Regions from separate parts of the Homo sapiens genome. Here all the other regions are linked to region 1. Evidence: read pairs that join two places in POLR2A ChIA-PET (ENCODE). Cell type or tissue: B cell. All regions are shown on one strand. Each heading gives the region's core, and the rest is flanking DNA. Links, peaks and the distances in the headings are about the cores only. Region 1 has its middle 11 kb from the start of GPRACR. Region 2 overlaps PTGES (prostaglandin E synthase). Region 3 overlaps FNBP1 (formin binding protein 1).

What was found. Peaks named below come from ENCODE experiments on the same cell type or tissue, not always from the same donor. Only the 100,000 strongest peaks of a DNase experiment are listed, where the experiment ranks them.
Region 2: POLR2A ChIA-PET joins it to region 1 with 5 read pairs; 3 of 35 experiments call an interaction of 5 or more read pairs at or near these places.
Region 3: POLR2A ChIA-PET joins it to region 1 with 6 read pairs; 4 of 35 experiments call an interaction of 5 or more read pairs at or near these places.

What each region holds. Positions count from the first base shown.
Region 1 is chr9:130,151,397-130,158,798 of GRCh38, reverse strand. No RefSeq gene overlaps it. Among named protein-coding and RNA genes, the nearest start is that of GPRACR, 11 kb to the right of the region's middle. RefSeq lists an enhancer at 7,173-7,402. In B cell, for the core only: no CTCF peak of the experiment used is centred there; no DNase peak of the experiment used is centred there.
Region 2 is chr9:129,735,923-129,741,043 of GRCh38, reverse strand. PTGES (prostaglandin E synthase) reads left to right here. Exons shown (of 3, transcript NM_004878.5): 3 at 1,184-2,695. The coding sequence ends at 1,433. Among named protein-coding and RNA genes, the nearest start is that of PTGES, 15 kb to the left of the region's middle. RefSeq lists an enhancer at 3,353-3,602. In B cell, for the core only: no CTCF peak of the experiment used is centred there; a DNase peak (open chromatin) is centred at 1,412; H3K27me3 peaks cover 475 bases.
Region 3 is chr9:129,917,523-129,924,924 of GRCh38, reverse strand. It overlaps FNBP1 (formin binding protein 1), which reads left to right. Exons shown (of 17, transcript NM_015033.3): 10 at 899-1,081. Among named protein-coding and RNA genes, the nearest start is that of MIR6855, 52 kb to the right of the region's middle. In B cell, for the core only: no CTCF peak of the experiment used is centred there; no DNase peak of the experiment used is centred there; H3K27ac peaks cover 1,438 bases.

The DNA.
Region 1 (7,402 bases), core at 2,425-4,924:
CTGACCACAGCCCTCGGCCCTCCGCTCCCGGCATGGCCCGTCTGGAGTAGCTGGGATTACAGAGGTGCACCACCATGCCCGGCTAATTTTTGTATTTTTAGTAGAGACAGGGTTTTGCCGTGTTGGCCAGGCTGGTCTTGAACTCCTGACCTCAGGTGATTTGCCCACCTCAGCCTCCCAACGTGTTGGGATTACAGGCGTGAGCCACCATGTCCGGCCCCTCCTCAGTTTTCTTAGGTGCCCTGCGTGTGAGAAGGGACCTCTTTGCTCTCTTTCCAGGGAGCCATCAGGCAGTGTGTTCTGGTCCTCGCAGCCTCTTGCTTCCTGGGGAAGACATGCCCTCTATGAACTTCACCTTCCCCAGTGAGTATCGAGGCTTCGGTGAGGCCTCCTGGTATCCCAGCATGGGGCAGTGGTGGGCTGAGCTGTACAGACTCTCCCGGGGGCCAGGGGAACCGGCTGTGTTCCCCAGCGCCTGTCATTTTCTCACTCACGGTTTTCGTGTGTCTGAGGGAAGGCCAGGGAATCTTTGTTTGCAAGGCTAGAAGCTCCCAAGCCAATGAAGCAAAAAGGAGAACTTAGTAGAAGGGCAGGAGAGCCAGCCAGGGCACCCACAGTGAGGACAGCCACTGGGAGGGAGCTGGTTCCTCTCTCCAACCACCCAGGCTCTAGGGTGGCCTGCAACAGAGACCAAAGGTGGCAGCAGAATTGGCAACATGCGTGTGGAAGCGCTCAGGAGAGGAGGAAGGGCAGGGCCTGGGAATCTGCAGGATCTGGGGTCGACACAGCAGGAACAAGGGCACGGGGTCTCCAGACTGTCAGTTCAGGACACAGCCATTGGCCCTGGCCATTCTCCTCCCTCTGTGTAGCCGTTTGCTCAAAATTCAGTCCTAGGAGGCCCGGCATGGTGGCTCACACCTGTAATCAAAACACTTTGGGAGGCCGAGGTGGGTGGATCACTTGAGGTCGGGAGTTTGAGACCAGCCTGGCCAACGTGGTGAAATCCCATCTCTACTGAAAATACAAAAATTAGCTGGCCGTGGTGGCAGGTGCCTGTAATCCCAGCTACTCGGGAGGCTGAGGCACGAGAATCGCTTGAACCCAGGAGGCAGAGGTTGCAGTGAGCCAAGATCCCACCACTGCACTCCAGCCTGGGCAACAGAGCGAGACTCCGTCTCAAAAACGTAAATAAATAAATACATAAGTCCCAGGAGAGGGTATGCAGGGGTCACAGGACCACACCGGACAGGAGGTAGGCAGGGTAGCTTGCTGGACAGTTTCGCCAAGGCTGCTCCTAGTAGGTGGGGCGGGAGGGGCGGGGGCCGGAGAGGTGCCTCAAAGTAACTTAGGTGCTTTGTCTGCAAGTATGGGGAATGAATGGTGGGGAGAGGCTAAAGGAAAAGTCCCGGGACCCCAGCTATCAGGGCAGTTTCTGTCTCTATAGACAGCTTTCCCTGAGCCTCTGCCCCCGCCTGGATCTCGCCTTCCCCCCAGCTCACGTGCCCACCAGACTGATGGCTGAGTCACAGTGCCCGAATCTGGGAGGGAGGATCTGAATGGCCCACATGAGCCAGTTGTTTGGCACAGTCCAATCAGCTGTGGCCAATGAGGGTGGGATCATGTCGTTATGGCTCCAGAGGTCTACCCTCAGGAAAGGGGGTTTTGGGCAGTCACCCCAAATACCATCTATCATAGGATTCAAGAGCTTTCAAAGCTGGGAGGTACACTTCAAAGACCACCAGGTCCAATGTGCTCATCTTACAGATGGGAGAAGGTGAACTGGGGCTTGCTCCTCCCGGTGTGGGGTGGATGCTTTGACCAGGTTCCTAGTTGAGCCTCCAAGCAGCGGGCTCTCCCAGGGTCAAGCTCAGAGACGCTCAGACCATGAGCTGGGAGGAGGAGCCAGGCCCTGGAGCCCTTCCGCACTCTGGTGCCAGGGAGCTGCCCACCATCTGGCCTGTCCCAGCACTGCCCGTTAGGGTGACACCTGCTGGTTTCCCAAGCCGGGTCTGAGACATGGACTCCCCCAGACAGATCCAAGGGATAGGTCCTGGCCCAGTTCTCCCAGGGTCTCAGCCCCCATACATGAGTTATATGTGGGCCAATCCAGGAGCCCCACCCCATGAGGGCAGGGCTGTGTGTGTCTTGTCACTGCTGCCTGCCCCATGCCCAACTGAAAGTGAAGCCACAACAACAATGCTGAATGGGTGGACGTGGCCTCTTCGGTCCCCCACCCCCAGCTGCCCTTTGGCAATGACATGAAGTCCATCCTTAAGGTCAGCCACACGTGGAATCCAATAATCCCAGGCGACTATCTGGGCTCCAAGCCCACTAACCTCTGGTGCAGACTTAGACAATCGCTCTCACTCTCTGGGCCTCGATTTCCCTGTCTGTACAATGAGGGGCTTCAAGGTTCCGTCCAGCTGAGACAGTGTGTGCTGTAACAGTTCTAAGTTCCAGCCTGACCAACATGCGGAAACCCCGTCTCTACTAAAAATACAAAAATTAGCCGGGCATGGTGGTACGAGCCTGTAATCCCAGCTACTCAGGAGGCTGAGGCAGGAAAATCGCTTGAACCCAGGAGTCGGAGGTTGCAGTGAGCCGAGATCACACCACTGCACTCCAGCCTGGGCAACAGGGCGAGACTCTGTCTCAAAACAAACAAAAAAACAAACAAAACAGTTCTAAGTTGGGGGCCAGTCTTGAGGCATCAGAATTGACCAGGAGAGAAAGCAGGACACGCTGCCTTCTCTGGAGTCCTTTAGCGGCTCTTGTTTTTAGACTTGAATTTGGCGTAGCCTTGGTAATTAGTAAGTCCAGCGGCAACAATGGCAGCTACCACTTACTGCGCCTGGTTGTGTGCCAGGCAGGGCGCCACGTACTCCCTGTGCATCAGCTCGCTGAGCCTTTGCAGGATCCTGCGGGTTAGGCAGCAAGGCCCAGAGAGGTTGAGGAGCTGGGGACCAGGTCACACAGCTGGTGACTGGCCATAAAGGATTCAAGTCAGGCTTGTCTGAGCCCCTCTCTGTGCATGTTGGGCTCACTGTGTCATATAAAAAGCCTGAAATCGCTGAGCACGGTGGCTCACACCTGTAATCACAGCACTCTGGGAGGCCGAGGTGCGTGGATCACCTGAGGTCAGGAGTTTGAGACCAGCCTGGCCAACATGGCAAAATCCCGTCTCTACTAAAAATATGGAAATTAGGCAGGGATGGTGGCGGGCACCTATAATCCCAGCTCCTCGGGAGGCTGAGGCAGGAGAATTGCTTGAACCCGGGAGGCAGAGGTTGCAGTGAGCCAAGATCGCGCCACTGCACTCTAGCGTGGGCAACAACAGAGTGAGACTCGGTCTCAAAAAAAAAAAAAATCCCGAAATCTAGCTACAAAGAGATGTGTGCTCTGCTGTGACCCACCATGTTACTTTGCCCAGTTTTGTGGGCACCTTGCTGGGGTTGGCAGAAGGCAGAGGGGTCCTGGTGTTTGGGGCTACCAAGCGCTTGCTGTGTGGGTAAGTCAGCCTACCTTTACCAGCCCTCCACCCCCATAGCCTCTTCCTCCAAGCAGCCCTAGGAGGGCCTGAGGGGACCCCACCAGCAAGGCTCCTGAGGTTCCACAGATGGAGCCTGACAGCCCCTTCCTGGGGTCCAGCCACCAGGGGACACCTGTCATTTGCAGGTGCCCTTCATTCTCAATTGCCTCGAGACCTCATTCATTGGCTGCTGTGCCGATGGTGGTGCCTGGCTCCCGCCTGCCCTGCCTGGGGCTCCATGTTCAACCCAGGATTCTTGACTGGCCTTTGAAGACTGACCCTCTACAGGTGGTCAGACAGGACTTTGTGTGGATTCCAAGGAACAGAGAGGAAGAATGTTTCAAATTAGGCCTCATACCTGTAATCCTAGCACTCAGGCCAAGGCAGGCAGATTGCTTGAGTCCAGGAGTTCAAGACCAGCCTGGGCAACATAGCAAAACCCATCACTACTAAAAATACAGAAAATTAGCGAGGCATGGTGGCACATGCCTGTAGTCCCAGCTACTCGGGAGACTGAGGTGGGGGAATCACCCAAACCCAGGAGGTCAAAGCTGCAGTGAGCTGAGATCGTGCCACCGTACTCCAGCCTGGGCAACCAGAGTGAGACCCTGCGTCAAAAAAAAAAAAAAAAAAAAGGGCTGAGCGTGTTGGCTCACACCTGTAATCCCAGCACTTCGGGAGGCTGAGGCGGGCGGATCATCTGAGGTCAGGAGTTCAAGACCAGCCTGGCCAACATGGTGAAACCCTGTCTCTAGTAAAAATACAAAAATTAGCCGGTGGCTCACGCCTGTAATCCCAGCACTTTGGGAGGCCAAGGCGGGCGGATCACGAGGTCAGGAGATTGAGATCATCTTGGCCAACATGATGAAACCCCGTCTCTACTAAAATACAAAAAAAAAATTAGGCGTGTTGGCATGTGCCTGTAGTCCCAGCTACTCGGGAGGCTGAGGCAGGGGAATCGCTTGAACCCAGGAGGCAGAGGTTGCAGTGAGCTGAGATCGTGCCACCGCATTCCAGCTTGGTGACAGAGCGAGACTCCGTCTCAAAAAAAAAAAAAAAAAAATAAGGCATAGTGGTGCCTATAATCCCAGCTACTCAGGAGGCTGAGGCAGGAGAATCGCTTGAACCTGGGAGGTGGAGTTGCAGTGAGCCGAGATCACGCCACTGCACTCCAGCCTGGATGACAGAGAAAGACTCTGTCTCGAAAAAAAAAAAAAAGAAAAAAATAGGATGTACGAAAAGCCCCAGGTGGGCTGAGAGTTTAGAGGCCTAGGTGAAGTTCTGGAACACTCTCTAGGACTTGCAGCAAGGCAGGAGGTCTGGGACAGCCCCCTACCTCCCTGGGCTTCATTTGCAAAACAATGGTATCTGCTCCCTGGGCTCTGAAATGCACCCAACCTAGTGACCCAGCCCCTCCTCCTATTCTCCCAACAGGTGAAATATGGAGACGGGGGAGTGGAGCAGCTCCTCAGCCCCCATTCCTGTCCAGCAACAACAGCAATACCCAATTGCCTTTGCCCAGAGCTGGGTTCCAGGTCGGGGACAGGAAGTGGAAGAAGAGGCAAAAATGGGGGGCAGTCCATGGAGACTGGCCTCTCTCTAGCTCTTGACCACCCAGCTTCTCCCGCTCCTCGTGGTCCTCAGCCCTGCTCCACTGGAAGGAAATATGCTGTGATGGACTGAATATTTGTGTTCCCCTAAAATTCCTTTTTCATTCTTTTCTTTCTTTTTTTCTTTTTTTTTTTTTTTTTGAGACGGAGAGTCTCACTCTGTCACCCAGGCTGGAGTACAGTGGCACAATCTCGGCTCACTGCAATCTCTGCCTCCCAGGTTCAAGTGATTCTTCTGCCTCAGCCTCCTGAGTAGCTGGGACTACAGGTATGCACCACCGTGTCCAGCTAATTTTTTGTATTGTCAGTAGAGAAGGGGTTTCACCATGTTGGCCAGCCTGGTCTCGAACTCTTTACCTTGTGATCTGCCTGCCTCGGCCTCCCAAAGTGCTGGGATTACAGGCGTGAGCCACTGCGCCCGGCCTCTTTCTTTCTTTTTTTTTTTTTTAACATATAGAGACAGGGTCTCATTATGTTGTCCAGACTGGTCTTGAACTCCTGGGCTCAAGCTATCATCCCGCCTCTTCCTCCCAAAGTGTTGGGATTACAGGCATGAGCCACCAAACCGGCCTCCCCTAAATTCCTATGTTGAAATACTGACTCCCAAGATGATGGTATGAGGAGGTGGGGCCTTTCAGAAGTGATCAGGTCATGAGGATGGAGCTGTCACAAATGGGATTCGTGCCCTTAAAAAGAGGTCCCAGCCGGGCGCGGTGGCTCGCGCCTGTAATCCCAGCACTTTGGGAGGCTGAGGTGGGTGGATCATCTGAGGTCAGGAGTTCAAGACCAGCCTGACCAATATGGTAAAACCCTGTCTCTACTAAAAATACAAAAAATAGCCAGACGTGGTGGCATGTGCCTGTAGTCCCAGCTACTCAGGAGGCTGAGACAGGAAACTTACTTGAACCCAGGAGGCAGAGGTTGCAGTGAGTTGAGATCGTGCCACTGTACTGCAGCCTGGGTGACAGAGTGAGAGTCTGTCTCAAAAAATAAATAAGAGGCCCCAGAGAAATCCTGCCATGTGAGGTTACAGTGAGAAGATGGCCATGAGGAACAGGTCCTCACCAGACATGGAATCTGCAGACACGTTGGTCTTAGACTTCCCAGCCTCTGGAACCGTGAGTAATAAGTTTCTGTTGTTTATAAGCCACTCAGTCTATGGTATTTTGCCATAGCAGCCCACACAGACTAAGATACCTCTCAATACCAAGCTGGTGACAGGGTCTCGCCAGCCACTGGGTGCCCTTCAGAGGGCTGAGGGACAGAATGAAAATAGACTAGAGAGAAGGGAATATGTAGGTTTAAGTATCTTCCAAATGGGCTGGTGGCTTGGGGGTGACTTACGCGCCAGTGGTTACCAGCTGTCTCTGATGGTCTACAGGTCGGAGGGTGAGGTTCAGCCCTTAGCCTGGAAGGCCCTGCAACAGTTAGGCCCTTTGCCTCCTGAGTGGCCCTAGACACTCCCCTGCTTTGCCGTGTGGACAAGGCTCCCAGCAGGCCCCTCCAGAAGAGTAATGCAGCGTTGTTCATAATTCTGTCTGAATCGCCCAGTGCAAGACACTCTGGATCCCCGATGCTCAGAGCAGTTCCAAAGGGTCCAGAGAGACTCATTCCACAGAGGTAAAACGTGATTAAAAATCAATGCAGCCACCCGCTGATGGATTTTCTGAGGCCTGGACAGTAAAAAGGCAGGAGAAAGAGGCAAACTCACCGAAAAGCAGGGAGGGCAAAGGAGCCCTCTAGAATGGGAACTCTAGATGAAGCAAAGGAGCTTTTTCTCAAAAACAACAAAATCAGCCTTATCCCGGGCTCAGGCCTGGAAGGTTTGCTTCCAGCCAAAACCCAGAGTGGTATCTGGAAAGGGCTTGGTCCAGGAGACAGCACACCCAGACTCCCCAGCCAGGGCTCCTGGGTGATCCCCTTGGACCTCACTTTAGAATAAGATGGGAGGTGCCGGGTGCAGTGGCTCATGCTTGTAATCCACCACTTCAGGAGGCTGAGGCAGGCGGATCACCTGAGGTCAGGAGTTCGACACCAGCCTGGCCAACATAGTAAAACCCTGTCTCTACTAAAAATTCAAAAATTAGCCGGGCATGGTGGTGTGTGCCTGTAATCCCAGCTACTCAGGAGGCTGAGGCAGGAGAATCGCTTGAACCCAGGAGGCAGAGGTTGCAGTAAGCCGAGATCGTGCCACTGCACTCCAGCCTGGATGACAGAGCGAGACTCCATCTCAGAAAAAAAAAAAGAACAAGATGGGAGGATG
Region 2 (5,121 bases), core at 1-2,500, 420 kb after region 1:
CCATCGCACTGGCCCAAGAATCGTCTTGCCAGTGAGAGGGAAGAGGAGGACCCTGCAGCGGGTCCCCACTCAGTGCTGCTAGTCTGGGCCTGGCCCGAGGAGACGGTGTTATTGGTGGAATGTATGTCAGCAGGAAGGCCCGGAGAACATGCTTCTGTTCCTGCACCTCACACGCGTGGCCTGTCCTTGGGGGAGGTCATGCCCTGGGCACTGAATTCCTGTTTATTTGAGCTTCCAATGTGGCAATCTATGGGTTTAGTTGCTCATTCAGTCTCTAATTTATGGGACTCAACCTCCCCACCCTTCATAAAGGAAGCCGGCCATTAGTAGGAGTCTGGAAAATGTGAACCAGCAGAAGTAGGTGAGTTTTCTGAGTTTTCTTTCTTGGTCATTTATTTATGGTGGGGTTATACAGAGCCCCTCCGCCCCCACCACACATATGCACATGCTTGATTCCTTTCAACAGAAAAAGAGGCAGGAAAGGATGTGTAAAATGAAGAGCTTCACCGGGGGCTGGCCATCGGTTGGCTCCAGTGAGTGGGAGCGGATCTTGTTATGATTGTCCCTGAAAGGACAGGTGGTAGTTAGATTTAGGGGGAAAAGGAGACAGAGCCCGGCATTCATTTCAAAGGCCTGCTCTTGGGCTCTAGCCCCTTCTACTCGGGAGGGGCCCAGGAAGCTGCATTCAGAAGGAGGATGACCTCAGGCCTGACTCAGAGAAGCCCTGCCCTGGAGGTAAAGAGCACAAACTCCAGTCAGAACTCGGTTCCAATCCCAGCTCCTCCACTCGTTGGCTCTGTAAAGCACTCAGCACCTCTGAGTCCCACTTTTCCTGCCTGGTATCCAAGGGCTAGAGAGGAAGGTGGGGGAGAGTATGGCAGGAGTGGGGTCCCGGCAAGCCATAGAGGTATGGTAAGAGCATCCTGGACCAGTAGCCCTCTGACTCCCAGCCCATGACGTGGCCTCGCTGCCTCAGCTGCTTGCAAGCATAAGCTTGGAGCTGCCTTCTTCTGGACTCTGGGGTATCCATCTCCTTGACCTGGCTGTGAATGGATTTGAGTGTGTGATATGCCTGAAATGACCCCCAGTGGGTCAAAGCACCCCCAGCTTCCATGACACTCTCAAAAGGGCCTATGGCCCCAAAGCTAATACCTGGCTGACCGCACCCCTCTTGTCTCCCCAGGGCCCACCGGAACGACATGGAGACCATCTACCCCTTCCTTTTCCTGGGCTTCGTCTACTCCTTTCTGGGTCCTAACCCTTTTGTCGCCTGGATGCACTTCCTGGTCTTCCTCGTGGGCCGTGTGGCACACACCGTGGCCTACCTGGGGAAGCTGCGGGCACCCATCCGCTCCGTGACCTACACCCTGGCCCAGCTCCCCTGCGCCTCCATGGCTCTGCAGATCCTCTGGGAAGCGGCCCGCCACCTGTGACCAGCAGCTGATGCCTCCTTGGCCACCAGACCATGGGCCAAGAGCCGCCGTGGCTATACCTGGGGACTTGATGTTCCTTCCAGATTGTGGTGGGCCCTGAGTCCTGGTTTCCTGGCAGCCTGCTGCGCGTGTGGGTCTCTGGGCACAGTGGGCCTGTGTGTGTGCCCGTGTGTGTGTATGTGTGTGTGTATGTTTCTTAGCCCCTTGGATTCCTGCACGAAGTGGCTGATGGGAACCATTTCAAGACAGATTGTGAAGATTGATAGAAAATCCTTCAGCTAAAGTAACAGAGCATCAAAAACATCACTCCCTCTCCCTCCCTAACAGTGAAAAGAGAGAAGGGAGACTCTATTTAAGATTCCCAAACCTAATGATCATCTGAATCCCGGGCTAAGAATGCAGACTTTTCAGACTGACCCCAGAAATTCTGGCCCAGCCAATCTAGAGGCAAGCCTGGCCATCTGTATTTTTTTTTTTCCAAGACAGAGTCTTGCTCTGTTGCCCAAGCTGGAGTGAAGTGGTACAATCTGGCTCACTGCAGCCTCCGCCTCCCGGGTTCAAGCGATTCTCCCGCCTCAGCCTCCTGAGTAGCTGGGATTACAGGCGCGTATCACCATACCCAGCTAATTTTTGTATTTTTAGTAGAGACGGGTTCACCATGTTGCCCAGGAGGGTCTCGAACTCCTGGCCTCAAGTGATCCACCGGCCTCGGCCTCCCAAAGTGCTGGGATGACAGGCATGAATCACTGTGCTCAGCCACCATCTGGAGTTTTAAAAGGCTCCCATGTGAGTCCCTGTGATGGCCAGGCCAGGGGACCCCTGCCAGTTCTCTGTGGAAGCAAGGCTGGGGTCTTGGGTTCCTGTATGGTGGAAGCTGGGTGAGCCAAGGACAGGGCTGGCTCCTCTGCCCCCGCTGACGCTTCCCTTGCCGTTGGCTTTGGATGTCTTTGCTGCAGTCTTCTCTCTGGCTCAGGTGTGGGTGGGAGGGGCCCACAGGAAGCTCAGCCTTCTCCTCCCAAGGTTTGAGTCCCTCCAAAGGGCAGTGGGTGGAGGACCGGGAGCTTTGGGTGACCAGCCACTCAAAGGAACTTTCTGGTCCCTTCAGTATCTTCAAGGTTTGGAAACTGCAAATGTCCCCTTGATGGGGAATCCGTGTGTGTGTGTGTGTGTGTGTGTGTGTGTGTGTGTGTGTGTGTGTGTTTTCTCCTAGACCCGTGACCTGAGATGTGTGATTTTTAGTCATTAAATGGAAGTGTCTGCCAGCTGGGCCCAGCACCTCGTCTTGGGTTGCGCGTTCCTGGTGTTCCCTGCTGCCCAAGCTGGCCTGATGCTCCAGCGCGCTGGGCGTTCTTGCCGGTGACTGTCTACAGCCAGTTTGGCGGGACAAGATCTCTGGCGCAGACACCAACGCGCCCTGGCTGGGTGTTAATCACACAGCAAGCAGCAGCCTCCTGCCTCCCGTTGGGGCGGGTAAGGTGGCATCTGGCGAGGTGAGCCAGGAGCACCCAAATCCTGCCCCGGCCAGGTCACCCCTCCCTGCGGGGCTGCCCCGCCCGCGGGCTGCCATTATCAGCTCCGTCAACCAGGACACGGAGACTCCAGGAGGCCAGCGCCCGGAAGTGCGGGGCCAGGTCTGAAAGTCGGGGCTGCCAAAGTCCCTGGGCGGAGCCCCTGTGCTGCACGGCCTCACTTTCCCTGAACGCCCCCTCCCAGCACCCCGAGGCCGGAGCCCCTCTAACGGATGGGACCTGCCGTGCCGGGGGTTCTCCAGCAGCGCAGGGACCCCAGGCCCCGCCAGAAAGCGCCGTGAGGCCCCGGGTCCCGTTCGGAGCTGAGAGGGGAAACACTGCCCCCTGGTGGTAAGGGGACGCCTCTGTTTTTGGGCCGCGGCGGCTCTCGGGAGAGAAACGGGAAGGGCGCGATCCAGTATTGAGCACCTACTGCTTGCTAAGCGTTGGGCTGGGCATACTAGTTGGATTTTTTTCCAACTTATGTCTGTAATTCAAGCACTTTGGGAGGCCGAAGTTGGAAGATCTGAGCCCAGGGGTTTGAGACTAGCCTGGGCAACAGAGCTAGATCCCTTTTCTACCAAAAAAAAAAAAAAGAATTAGCCGGGTGTAATGGTGCCTGCCTATGGTCCCAGCTACTCGGGAGGCTGAGGCAGGAGGATCGCTTGAGCCTGGGAAGTTGAGGCTGCAGTGAGCCGAGATCCCACCACTGCACTCCAGCCCGGGCAACAGAGGGAAAATGTCTCAAAAAAAAAAAAAAAAAATCCCCAAAACAATCCGAGGCAGGAGGGATTTCCGCTTTCTAGATGAGGAAGGTGAGGGTTTTTAGATGAGAGAGGCAAGGTTCACAGGAAGGAGGCTTGTAGGGGGTGTCTCCTCACAGGGGAGAGGTGACTTGCCTGCTGTCCCTGGGCTCGGACAGTGTAAGGCCAGAGGGAGGACAGATCCCAGGGCAGGGGCCATCCAGGAGGCGAACCCAGCGTGCATTCTTGTTGTTGTTGTTGTTGTTGTTTGAGATGGAGTCTCACTCTGTCACCCAGGCTGGAGTGCAGTGGTGCCATCTCGGCTCACTGCAACCTCTCCTTCCCAGGTTCAAACCATTCTCCTGTCTCCGCCTCCCGAGTAGCTGGGATTACATACAGGCATGTGCCACCACACCCGGCTAATTTTTATATTTTTAGTAGAGACAGGGTTTCACCATGTTGGCCAGGCTGGTCTCGAACTCCTGACCTCAAGTGATCTGCCTGCCTCAGCCTCCCAAAGTGCTGGGATTACAGGAGTGAGCCACCGTGCCTGGCCACAGCAGCGTGCGCTTTTATATTTATATTTTCCTTCCTGGGGAAAGAGGGGCTCTGTGGGCAAAATAACCTGCTGGGAACCCACCGGACCCAGGTGAGCAGGGGCATCGGATGCCCATGGCAATACTGTGAACCTGGGGCGTGGGTGAAGGAGGCGGCCCCCACCACACTGGAGCCGCAGAGACCACGAGACCATGAGGTCCCCTGCCCGGCACCGCCCCTGTTCTGTCGGCTTGTGAGTGCCTCCTCAGGGTGGGGTGGTGCCCGATGCTGGGGTGGCAACCTCATCCTGCCCCCCGTCCCCATGCATGCAGCTCCAGCCTGGGGTGGGCGGGCTCCGCAGGACGGCGCCCGTGATGACCCCAAGGCTCAGCGCCCTGATGGAGGCAGATGGGGCCTTTTAACCCCTGCTGGGGAGCGGCTGCCTGGGGAGGGGGCAACTCACCTGCGGTGGGGGGTGAAAGAGCGGTTTTAAGGGGACCATCCAAGCCAAGAAAGCAAGGAGCAAAGAGAAGAGCTCAGCAGCTCTCCCCAGACCCCTCCACCTTGAGCTTGGGAAGTGGAGGGCGGTGGGGAAAGTTGGGGAGGAAAAGTGTGAGGGTTGATGGTGTGGAGGGGAGATGTACGGAGGGGCGTGGGGGTAGGGGGAGGGAGTGGGGATGGGGGAGGGATGGGGTATGAAAGGGAGGCGTGGGGGGTGTGGAGAAGGGGTGGATATGGAAGGGAGGGGTAGGGGTGGGGTGGGTGTTGGGGATGAGTGTGGGGGAGGGGTGGGTATGGAAAGGAGGGGCAGGGGTCGGGGTGGTTGTGGGGGAAGATTGGGACATGGAAGGGAGGGGTGGGGTGGGGTGGGTGTTGGGGATGTGTGTGGGGGAGGATTGG
Region 3 (7,402 bases), core at 2,710-5,209, 230 kb after region 1:
TGTGGAGATTTTGACTTGATCTTTTAGTCTTAGAAAAACTAAGATCCTAAACCTGTAGTTTCAGAATGCAAAAGAAGAAGCTAGTGTGCTACCTTATGTTGAGACAGTATTTCTTTTTGGTGGTGGTATCTTTGCCATGGCCCTGTGTCTTATTTCAGATGCATTATCCTCGTACCGTGACTCCCACACTAACAGAGTACTGACCTCTCCACCGTTTCGCCTCATGCCTTTCCCTCCTTCCTCTCCTAGACTGCTGGTTACCTTGGCTGGGAGAGAGGATGTAGTGGGACATTCCTGTAACACTTTATCCGCACATCTACTGGAAATCGTTACCATGTTAATAACTTGGTTTTGAATTCATGTTAACATGTGTACCCATGAACATTTTTCATTTTCTTTTCATAGTGCGATACATAGGTGCATGACAGCATTAACCTGGGGACGTAGAATATGATCAAGGCAGCATTACTGCTTTAACTTTAGAATGACTTACTATTTATTAATTTAAACAGACTGCTGTTTCCACAACCTTAGCATTGAAGGTCTTTCATTTTCTCCCATCAAGCTATGTTAGTTTAGGTAATGTAGAAATATTTACCCTCTGGCTTAAGCTGGTTTAGAGTAACTAACTAGAGCTATAGTTTGCATGGGAAAGTCTGCACGAGCTTCTTGTCAGATATTTCTTGCTCTTCTGTCGCATTACTTACTAAACCTCCCAACTCTCATCATATTCTTCATTTAACCACCTCCTACATGTTTTCTTTTGGACCATGGCCTAAAATTTAATTGTTTGTGTTTTACTTGCGTTGGATTTCAAATATTATTTGATGCTTATTTTTGTTTTGTGTCTTCTTGTTTCTGATTTTTACTCTGTCACGGCTCCATCTCTTACATGTAGCTTATGTCCCTTTTAACATCCCCCCATCAGCCTCCCCCTCCCCCTCCTGCCTCTGCCTCACCCTCTGCTGTTCCCAACGGCCCCCAGTCTCCCAAGCAGCAAAAGGAACCCCTCTCCCATCGCTTCAACGAGTTCATGACCTCCAAACCCAAAATCCACTGCTTCAGGAGCCTAAAGCGTGGGGTAAGTTCTGCTCCGGAATCCTGTCTCTCTGGCGTGCTTTGGTTGCATGTTTGGTTCTGCATAACTAATTTTGTTTGTGAATGAATCCATTGTGTTTTCCCATAACATATAAAAAAGTTAAAAAAAAAAAAACAAAAACCATTATAGCTAGAAAGAAAAGCCAGAAAGAGGAAGAAAGAAAGAAGGAAGCATGGTGGTTGGAAGAAAGGAGAAAACCAGACAGCCCAGAGTTCTTTCTATTTGTTTCTTTCTTTTTTTTTTTTTTCCAGACAGAGTCTCGCTCTGTCACCAGGCTGGAGTGCAGTGGCGTGATCTCGGCTCCCTGCAACCTCCACCTCCCGGGTTTAAGCGATTCTCCTGCCTCGGCCTCCTGATTAGCTGTGATTACAGGCATATGCCACCACGCCCAGCTACTTTTTATATTTTTAGTAGAGACAGCATTTCATCATGTTGGCCAGGATGGTCTCGATCTCTTGACCTTGTGATCCGCCCGCCTCGGCCTTACAAAGTGCTGGGATTACAGGTGTGAGCCACTGCGCCCGGCCTTTTTCTTTTCGTTTCTAGTACATTTTGGAAGGACTTTACCCCTCTTCCTCTTTAAAGCATCCAAGTCATGCATTTTCTACCTTAATTTTACCAAAAAAAACCACTTAGATTTCATTTCTAAAACTAGCGACCTGAGACTGGGCGTGATAGTTCACATCTGTAATCCTAGCACTTTAGGAGGCCAAGGCAGGAGGATTGCTTGAGCTCAGGAGTTCAAAACCAGCTTGGACACCATAGTGAGACCCCCATCTCTTAAAAAAATATATAAAAATTAATAGGACAAGCGCAGTGTCTCATGCCTGTAATCCTGGCACTTTGGAAGGCCGAGGCAGGAAGATTACTTGAGCTCAGGAGTTCAAGACCAGCCAGTACAACATAGTCAAACCCCATCTCTAAAAAAAAATAATAAATAATAAAAACATAAAACTAGCAACCTATGAGATGAGGAATTGGAAGTCACTGTGTAAGTCAGAAAATATTGCCTTAATAACTACTGAAGCAATGTGAGTGTAATGAAGATACTTGCCTGAGCTATGCCTCAGGGTCGAAAGGAGAAGAGTCATAAGTCACAGTGGTTTCATTCGCTATTTTAGTGAGATTATATAAGATGTTGATAAAATATCTGTTGATTGGAAGGGGCCTGATGCAGAATTTCTCTTTAAAGGATGAAACAATAAAAGCAGCTGACACTTACTGAGCACTTATTGTGTGCAAAGCTCTGTTCTGTGTGCTCATTTACTTTTTTCCAGCCACCCTATGAAGCCCAGGTAGTACTCATATTTCCTTATTTTACTGTAAGGAAATTGAGGCATAAAAAGGTGAAGGTGGGAAGATACAGAGCCGGGATTTAGATCCGGGGAGTCTGATTACAGAGTCTGAGATTCTGTGACATCCACATTCAGGGAGAAACTACTATATTGACTCGTAAGTGGTTGTTATTAAGATTGAAGTCCGCTGTCCTCATTAAGATTGATGTGCGCTTACATCATAGAGATAATGGAATTGATGCAGCCATCCAATGTAGATACCAGTTTCGTTTACAGAGAAAGATTGGCATAAAGCAATGTGTAGATTCCCAAATCATTCTCAATGGCCAGTCTAGTCTAAGCCTTCCCAAAATATCTTTTATAATGAATATAATGAGTAAACAGATCTTTAGACTGGGCCCAGTGGCCCACGCCTGTAATCCCAGCAGCGTTAACATATCCAGTAAGGTTTTCTCCTTTTTTTTTTTTTTAAATCCTACCCTGTGGGAGTTGCAATACAGTTGTAGTGGAATGCTTTCTTGTACAAACATAAGTTTTACTTTTCCCTTCTCCTGGACTCTCCAGTCAACTGACGGTTGGGTTACTTCTTTCCAAATAGTACCTGGTAGTGCCCCAAAGCCAGAGGTGGATGCCATCCTTTCTTGAGTGTCAACTGACACATTGGCCTGGGAAAAGATTCTAAACTACAACTAATTAACTAGAGGAGAGATGTCCTTCTTAGACTTGGAATCAACAGCTGGTTACTAGTAAAAGAATAACAGTAGTCATTGTTAACCTGACAATCGTATTTCCACAAAAACAACTCTGTGTAAAAAAGAGGCCTGGCACAGTGGCTCATGCCCGTAATCCCAGCACTTTGGGAGGCCGAGGAGGGCGGATCACCTGAGGTCAGGAGTTCGAGACCAGCCTGACCAACATGGTGAAACCCCGTCTGTACTAAAAATACAAAAATTAGCCGGGCATGGTTAATGTCCGGCTAATTACAGGCGGGTGCCTGTAATCCCAGCTACTCGGGAAACTGAGGCAGGAGAATCGCTTGGACCTGGGAAGTGGAGGTTGCAGTGAGCCAAGATCACGCTATTGCACTCCAGCCTGGACGACAGAGCAAGACTCTGTCTCAAAAAAGAAAAAAAAAAAACCCATGAAAAAATAGCCAGGCATGGTGGCATGTGCCTGTAGTCCTAGCGGAGGCTGGGATGAGAGGATTGCTGGAGCCCAGCCAGGGCAACAGAGTGAGACCCTTTCTCCAAAAAAAAAAAAAGTAAAGAATGTAAATTCATAATTGATAACAAGTTTATTATCAATGCTTTTTAAAAATAGGGGACAAAACAATATTTCCTCACATGCAGAGTTCTTTTAATATGAGAATCTCAAATTTATAGTTGGTAGAATTATCTTGAATTATCTTGCTTTAATGCTATCTATCATATCAGGTTAAGAATTAGAAATGTAATTTCCTAAAGATGTGAAAAAAGCCGTTGGTGGAAGGCAGAATACAGCTTCAAAAGTGGATGATGGATTGAGCTGAGATGTATAATTAGGACTTGAGTAATCTGCAGCTTCTTGGCTCAACGATGCTGGCGTTTAGAACTCCACTCATTGTTAATCCAAGAATTTCCAAGACAAGGGTGTTTTTGCTAGACTGAAAGTTTCATATGAACTGTCAGTTAACCCATCTCTGCCGCTTTACCAAGCACTCATGTGTTATATTTATATATTATCTCTGTATTTTTTTGGACTCTCATGATGAATATTCATGATTGTTTACCATTTGTTTATGTGTCTATTCCAGTTTTCTCTTAACATTACACAGTCTGTTGGCCAAAAATGGTTTGTGAATCTGTGGTTCATGATATTCTCTAACTATTTAGAAAAAGACCAAAGAATTCAGTAATCAATAAATGTAAGAAAAGGATGGTTAGAAAAAGATAAGCTGGGCGTTGTGGCTCACACCTGTAACCCCAGCACTTTGGGAGGCTGAGGTGGGTGGATCACGAGGTCAGGAGTTTGAGACCAGCCTGACCAACATGGTGAAACCCTGTCTCTACTAAAAATACAAAAATTAGCTGGGCATGGTGGTGCACACCTGTAATCCCAGCTACTTAGGAGGCTGAGGCAGGAGAATCACTTGAACCCAGGAGGCAGAGGTTGCAGTGAGCCGAGATCATGCCACTGCATTCCAGCCTGGGTGACAGAGTGAGACTCCGTCTAAAAAAAAAAGATTAACACTTAAAACAGTGAAATGGGAATCGGAAACTGGTTCTTTTGATGATTTAAAGGAAAATCTCTGTTTTACCATAATCAGCAGTATGAATTTTATTTCTTACTCCTCAAACGTGTGCTCAGCAAATCTTTGTTAAAAAAAATTTCCCAAATGATGTGTTTATTTTCCTGAGGTTAAACCACATACATATACCCACTAGAAGCAATCGTAAAGAAATAGAGAAATAGTTTTGCTTCCCTCACTTTTGGTCATTCTGTTCTTAGGGTCAGAATTAATGTTCCTTCCTCTAGGACATAGCAGTGCAAAAAAAGAGGAAGCACAAGCTCAAAAAGCAAATCTAAAGTTTGGAGAAATAGATTTCATTTTTAAGCAGTCTCAACATGGATCTTGCATGGGACATCCATGGCATGGCTGACAGCTTCCGTGACCAACATGGTACAGCCCTTCCTACCTTCTCATTTATTCTACTTTGTAACTTAACAGCATTATGCCAACGATAATTTAACTAGAAAAAGTTCCTGAGAGAATAACAAATCTGTGATTTTATTATGTCTTTTATCATGTTTTGCAGCTTTCAGATTCAGATGTCAATAATTTGTTTCTATGATCAGAGTATATAAATCCCATGCAAACATATCTCAGCATAACTGATTTTGTTTCTAAATAATTAAACAGGATAAAATGTTATTTGTTGTAAGCTGTTGACATTTGTAAGGAAATTTTGTTTCACTGAATATGTTTAGAGATGCCGCCAGAACATTAACCATTGTTTCATTTTTATGTAAGTTGAAGAAAAATGAAACTAGATAGCATGTTCTCCATTTGCAGTCTACAAAGGGGAATTTTATTGCTTAAATTAAAGTTTCATTTTCTGGCCTGTGCAAGAGACTTTTATATCTAAAATATGGATGTACGTTTTTCATATTTTAGAGTTCATTGTATGGAAAAATACCATCAAAGTTGACCGAAAGATTTTGAAAATCCTTACCAGTTGTTTGTCATATGTTAAAGTCTTATGGTTAATTTTATTTATTTTATCTTGTTCTCTTGCTGGTTATTGGCAGACTCAGTCTTTCTGTTTTCACAAAGAACTCATGAAGAGGACGATAGGGAAACCCACGTATGCCTTTGAGGCTAGGGACTATGTTGTAAGTTCACCTGTGATGGCCAGGTCATACAGTCATGGCACAGCCACTAACCCCATTCACAGCACCAAGACTGGGGACCCAGAGGCACTTGTTATGCTTCCACACTACGAAATGAAATTCTTAATTGAGAGAACTGGACACCAGGAAAAAAAAAAAAAAAGAAAAGCCTAATTGTATAAATTCAACCATACGGAACTTTATCCGAAAAGCTTGCATGAATAAAGGAAGCAAACTTTCTAATAACAGTGGTGAGCTGAGCTTGTTTTTTTGTTTTTTTTTTTGTTTTTCTCTTTTCATTCTAGTTCTGGTAAAATCTTTAAAGGGACTGTGACTGCCGTCTGAGATGTCATTGGGTATGACTTTACCGCAGAATTTCACGCATAAAACACAGCTGCAGTGCGTGGTCACGGGAGAGTGACGCTCTTACAGACGGCAGTGTAGCTCAGTCACCCATATCCATGTTTGTAACAAATGGATCCATAAGGGAGTTATGCCCTAAAGCTTGGAGAACAAACAAACAAATCAAGGAAGCGTGAGCGATCTCCTAGCACAGTAAAATGATTTTGCTTCTCTCTATATATATTTATTTTCACTGTCCCCTTTCTTTGTACTTGAGGTTAGTACTGTGACTGTCCAATAACACATGGACTCGCCTGGGCTGTGTTCCCCATGTGTTATTGACGCTTGTGGCTCCCACGGCTCTTTAACTGTCGCCTGAAACTGACAGCTTTTTAATTCTTCAGGTGTCTAGCAATGCACTTAATGAAATCTTCAAAATTATTATTTTAGCCAATGATTTCGCTTTCTAATTTTAAGAGAAATTCTAATTGGCTGGCTTACAACTTCAGACTGAAAACCAGTATATAATGATTAAAAAGAAATTCCACGTACTGTGATGGCACTTCTTGTATTAATAGATCATCCATCACAAATAAAGTCGAATTTGTCTGAGAATTTGGTATTTCCTATTCAATGGGGATTTCTGTTCAATCCTAATGACTCGTTTTTACTATGAAGTGTTAATAATCTTCCTATACAATATTTTGAGGTGAGAACTCTGTCTGTGGAATGCTTAAGAAAGAATATATAACTTTGCGTAAAGAAAGTAGCCGAGTAGAGAGCAAATAGTGTATCTAGTTGAAATGTTAGTTCTTTGAATTAGCAATGTTTAGACAATAATGTGTGAGAAAATATCTGTATATGATAGTGTGCCTTGTAGGAAAGATACTTGGAGTTTTCTGCTGTGCACCATAAGTCTTGTCTGTGCGTACAATGAATTCCAGTTGTGATAAGTAGATCTATGCTCAAGTTCACAGGCGGGCTGGAATCACTGTAGACTGCCCATGTCAGACAGTCAGGAATGTGACTGTATGTACCATTTTCCCCCTGCAAAAGTTTGTCTTTCTGGTTCTTTCCTTTAAAATCTCATGTTTCTATATAGGGACAATTTATTTAAAAGGTTATTTTTTATTTACAAGGAAGTGTCAACTTTGAATCAATCTTAAATTAAGAATTAGTTTTTTAGGCTGTGTGTGGTGGCTCACACCTGTAATCCCAGCACTTTGGAAGGCTGGGGTGGGTGGATCATTTGAGCTCAGGAGTTCGATATCAACCTGGGCAACATGGTGAAACCCCC